Regions from separate parts of the Homo sapiens genome. Here region 1 is linked to region 2. A link is a loop called in an ENCODE intact Hi-C map of the cell type or tissue named here. Cell type or tissue: heart right ventricle. All regions are shown on one strand.

Region 1 (2,500 bases), 130 kb after region 2:
CCTTAAAAGGATTTTCCAGAAATCATGATACAGGACTTTCATGGAAACAGTTCTAATTAGGGCAGCATTTCTTCCTTTCTTCTTTTTTTCATTGTGGTAAAATATACATAACCAAATTTACCATTTTAACAACTTTTAAGTGTCTGATACAGTGGCATTAAGAACATTCACAATGCTATGCAGCCATTACCACTACATAGTTCCAGAACTTTTATTATCCCAGAGTAACTATGTAACTGTTAAGCAGTGACTCCTCATTTCCCAGCCCCTGACAACTGCCATTCTAATCTGTCTCTATTAATTTGGCTTTTCAAGATATTTCATATACATGGAACCACAAAATATTTGTCCTTTTACCTGGCTTTTTTCACTTAGCATATTATTTTCAAGGTTCATCCATGTTGTAGCATGTGTTAGAAACACCTTCATTTTTGAAACTGAGTAATAGTCCACCATGTGTATATATGACATGTGTTTATCCATTCATCCATTGATGAACATTTGGGTTGCTTCTACCTTTAGGCTATTGTGAATAATGCTGCTGTTAACATGGGTGTACAAAGATTTATTTGAGACCCTGCTTTAATTCTTTTGGGCATATATCCAGAAGTGGACTTGCTGGATCATGTCCTACAGTAATTCTATGTTTACCTTTTTGAGGAACCACCATACTGTATTCCAGGAGGCTGTACCATTTTATATTCTTCCCAGCAATGCTCAGCTGTTCCAATTTCTGTATATCCTTGCCAACACATCTTCCCTGTCTAAAATAATAATAATAGTAATCACCATCTTAATGGGCGTGCAGTGGTATCTCACTGTGGTGAGGCATCATTTGTTGGCCTGAAACTTGTGGGAGCAGGTATAATCAAATCACATGTCTGTGCTATTTTGGGTTAAATTTAGATATATATACAAGAAAGGGATTTAGAGGAGTTTATATCAAGCTGTTCACCACGGTACTAAGTGGATAAGATTGTACAAGTTCACTTTGTTCTTTACTTATCTCTTCTGATTTTTCTTTAATAATCACTTACTGTTTTTATAATTAGGAAACAACATATTAAGTATATTGTTCTGTTACCTCAATTTATTCAAATCTACAAGTTAGCTGCTAAGAAGTGGGTCATATTCCAACTCTAGGAAATAAAAGTACTGTTAATTTGCTGCTTGGGGTCTACTGGACTCTCATGACTTTGTGAGTGTATGTAACCGTTTCTGGTGAATGAGATTTGAAACACACCAAGCGTCACTCAGAAACTTGGCAGACAGACCCTAAGGAATGCCCAGACCCTAAAGGAGAAACAAGTAGTTGGGTGAGGTGCCAGCAGGCTCTGGCTTAGTGCCCCAGGACGCTGGCAGTCTTCTCTGGGCAGTAGGACTGCGTGATGGTTTCTACATTCTATAAAATACACTGTTGCTATGAGGAGAAAATGTTTGAAAACAAGAAGTAAAGATAAACCTGAAGGAAACAAAGGATAGGAGACTCAGGTAAGTGCTAGATGTTCTAAAGCCCTACTCTTAGTACTGTGTTTGATCGTCAACTCTGTGCATCACTCTGAAGTGGTCTGGTGTGTGACAGTGGCTGTGGTCACTCTGTGGCCATACCTGGTTGGTGATGCAGATCCTAGAAGGAATAAGAAAGAGTGTGCCAGGTGGCAGGGGAAGGCACCCAGGAGTGTAGCTTGTCAAGACCATCATTAGATACTGAGGGAGCACTCACTCAGCCATGCTGCAAGGCTGCTGTGTTGACCTATCCAGTCTTAGCCCAAAAATTACTTACTTCAAGAGAATATTTAGTGGCTGGGTGCAGTGGCTCGCGCCTATAACCCCAGCATTTTTGGAGGCCAAGGTGAGCAGAGCCCAGGAGTTTGAGACCAGCATGGACAACACGGCCAAACCCCATCTCTACAAAAAAATATAAAAATTAGCCAGGTGGGCCAGGTGCGGTGGCTCACACCTGTAATCCCAGCACTTTGGGAGGCCAAGGCGGGTGGATCACATGGTCAAGAGATCGAGACCAGCCTGGCCAACATGGTGAAACCCTGTCTTTACTAAAAATACAAAAATTAGCTGGGTGTGGTGGCGCATGCCTGTAGTCCCAGCTACTTGGGAGGCTGAGGCAGGAGAATCACTTGAACCCGTGAGACGGAGGTTGCAGTGAGCAGGGTGGGGTCATGCCACTGCATTGCAGCCTGGCAACAGAGCGAGACTCCATCTCAAAAAAAAAAAAAAAAAAAAGTAGCCAGGTGTGGTGGCATGTGCCTGTAATCCCAGCTGCTTGGGAGGCTGAAGTGGGAGGATTGCTTGAGCCTGGGAGGTCAAAGCAGCAGTGAGCCGAGATTGCACCACTGCACTCCATTCGCCTGGGCAACAGAGTGAGACCCTGTCTCAAAAAAAAAAAAAAAAAAAAGATTTTATGCCTCATCAAAATTGTTTCCAGGAGTGTTCATTGTTTTTTAAATGCAATCCCCAACTCCTAGTTCTGTATTTAGCCTAG
Region 2 (2,500 bases):
CAAGTTCTTTTCTTCTGTCTATACCTTTGGTCCTTAAGAACCAAAGCTTGCTACCTCCTAGCCCCTTTTCTGTTAAGAACTGCCATGCAGAAGTCTACATTCACACTGAGACTTCTTTCTTGAATTTGGAAAAAAAAAATCTGCTGGGTGCGATGGCTCACACCTGTAATCCCAGCGCTGTGGGAGGCTGAGAGGATTGCTTGATCCCATGAGTTTGAGACCAGCTTGGGCAACATAGTGAGACCCTGTCTCTACCAAAAAAAAAAAATTTTAAATAAGCCAGGTGCAGTGGCACACATCTGTAGTCCCAGCTCCTTGGGAAGCTGAAGCAGGAGATCCCTTGAGCCCAGGAGGTCGAGGCTGCAGTGAGCTGTAATCACACTACTGCACTTCAGCCTGGGCAGCAGAGTAAGACCCTGTCTCAAAGGAAAAAAAAAATCTCCACTGCCTGCTCCCCCAAATTGCAAAATGTTGTCTATTATATATGATTGCTGTAATAATGGAAATAAGCTGATTATTTAAGAAGAGAAATATTGACTCTCTGTAGGCATCTTTGTATTTTGGACACATTTACAAAGACATCTAGCTGTTCTAAAAGTGTGTGAAGAGTCTTCTTCACAAGGATGAGAAGGGTCCAGAGAAGGTGGAAGGACTGCCAGTCTGGGATAGTTGTAGAAATACAGGCAGGTAGAGGCCTGGCATTGCTCGCTAGCTACAGGGCCCAGGCCATGTGGCCCTGTGGGCAGACCATGGCAGTGTTTGAGCTGAGCATCAGAGCACACTGCACACAGAGGCCTGCAGTCATCAGGAACCAACATATGGAGCTGAAGTGTTCCCAGCAAGGGCCCTATCCACAGCCTTCACTTCACTCATTTTTCCTTTGGAACAGTGATCTATCAGACCCATTACCATGAAACCTGTCAGTGATAGGCGCCTGTGCGGAAGTGCAGGGGCGCTCAGCCTCTACTGGCTTTCTGTGTCGGCAGGGGCTGCTTCTCTGTGGCCTCTTTGCCAGCCTTCTCTGGTTGGCAAAGAGGCCAACCAGATCTCTTGGTTTTCCTGAGCTCTGCTCCTGCCTTTGCCTCCCCAGGAACCTGGTTTCTGACAAGCAGGACTCACTGGCTCAGTGTGCAGACTTTAGGAGCAGCCTGCCATCCCAGGACGCCATGCTGTGCTCAGGACCGTTAGCCATAATCCAGGGCCGCACCTCCAAGTACGTGACCTGAATGCCATGGCCACTGTCCTTAGTCCTGCCCTGGGGAAGTGCCTGGGTCAGTGCACGCACAGTCCCTGCCCAGGCCTGGTCTCCACCTGCCCTTCCCCTGTGCCCCAGGTGCTGGTCAGCACAGGCAGGCTGGGCAGGACGGACTAGGGGTGCTGAGGGTAGTGGTCCTGCATCAGGTAATATCTTGGGGTTGGGGGCAGCAATCACTGGCCCTGTCACTTCAGGGGCCCAGATGGCAGGTGCTGGGTGAGATACCCCAAGGGTGCCAGGAGGCACATGGCTGGGGCGTGGGGATGGGCAGACAACAGATCTGGCATCTGCCAACAGACTGGCTAGTGGACGGGAGGCCTTGGCAGCCCTGGTGCCTGCCTCCTGCCAGCTCCTTGCCTGTTGCACACGGGGGCAGTTCCTGACTCTGTGTAGTGCCTGCTGCCCCATCATGGAAACTCTCCTGGTCTCTGCAGCTCGGGAAGGCAGGCTGCCCGGCTCTTCTCCGTGCCTCATGTGGTGCAGCAAGAGACCACCCTGGCCTACCTAGAGAACCAGGTGGCAGCAGCACTCACCCTGCAGTCCAGCCACGAGTACCGCCATTGGCTCCTCGTCTACGCACGGTACCTCGTAAACGAAGGTGAGGCTCCTGGCAGCCCTGAGCAGCCTTCTCCTTCTGCCCCTCCATCCTCCCAGGCCTCACTTAGTCCCTGTGAAATCAGGGAAAAGATGTGATGGCCCAGCAGCCTCTACCTCCCAGCCTGAGCTGCAGTCAAGGCAGCTCAGCAGGCACCCAGCCCCTTATAGGCTCTGAGGCTCTGAATAGAGTGACCCTGAGGGTGTTCCCGCAGAGAAGCAGCAGGACAGGCAGCAGGACGGAGGAATAGATGCCTGGGTGGAAAGACATGGTCTGAAGGAGCAGATTCTATGTTCTGGCTCCTGCCCTGCACCACAACTTGGCAGTGCTGCTAATCAGTGAGGGCATCTTGTAGCAGTGGTTCTCTTCCTCCTCCCAGCCCTTCCTGCCCTGGACAGGCTTGCCTGATGTCCTGCACTTACTGAGGCCCTCCATTTCTGGCACTTCCCGCCAGAGCTCTCACTCTGCTGCCTCCCTTGCAGAAAGCCAGGTGTGCTGGAAGAGGTGGCTGCACTGTCCTCACAGTGACTCCAATAGCCTTACCAACTTTTCCTCCCACTTGAGTGCAGCCTTCAGGGTGCGGCATGGGGCAGGCCCTCCCAGAGCTCTCTCTGTGCAGCTTCCTGGGCTTTTTGCTTTATTTTTGTCAT

What was found. Peaks named below come from ENCODE experiments on the same cell type or tissue, not always from the same donor. Only the 100,000 strongest peaks of a DNase experiment are listed, where the experiment ranks them.
Region 1: it touches region 2 in a loop (2.2-fold over the local background); 3 of 110 quality-filtered maps call a loop at or near these places.

The regions. Positions count from the first base shown.
Region 1 is chr22:19,227,191-19,229,690 of GRCh38, reverse strand. All of the region lies in intron 11 of CLTCL1 (clathrin heavy chain like 1), which reads left to right. Among named protein-coding and RNA genes, the nearest start is that of SLC25A1, 50 kb to the right of the region's middle. In heart right ventricle, no CTCF peak of the experiment used is centred here; a DNase peak (open chromatin) is centred at 1,340.
Region 2 is chr22:19,352,709-19,355,208 of GRCh38, reverse strand. HIRA (histone cell cycle regulator) reads left to right here. Exons shown (of 25, transcript NM_003325.4): 22 at 1,091-1,213; 23 at 1,690-1,853. Among named protein-coding and RNA genes, the nearest start is that of CLTCL1, 62 kb to the right of the region's middle. In heart right ventricle, no CTCF peak of the experiment used is centred here; a DNase peak (open chromatin) is centred at 1,558.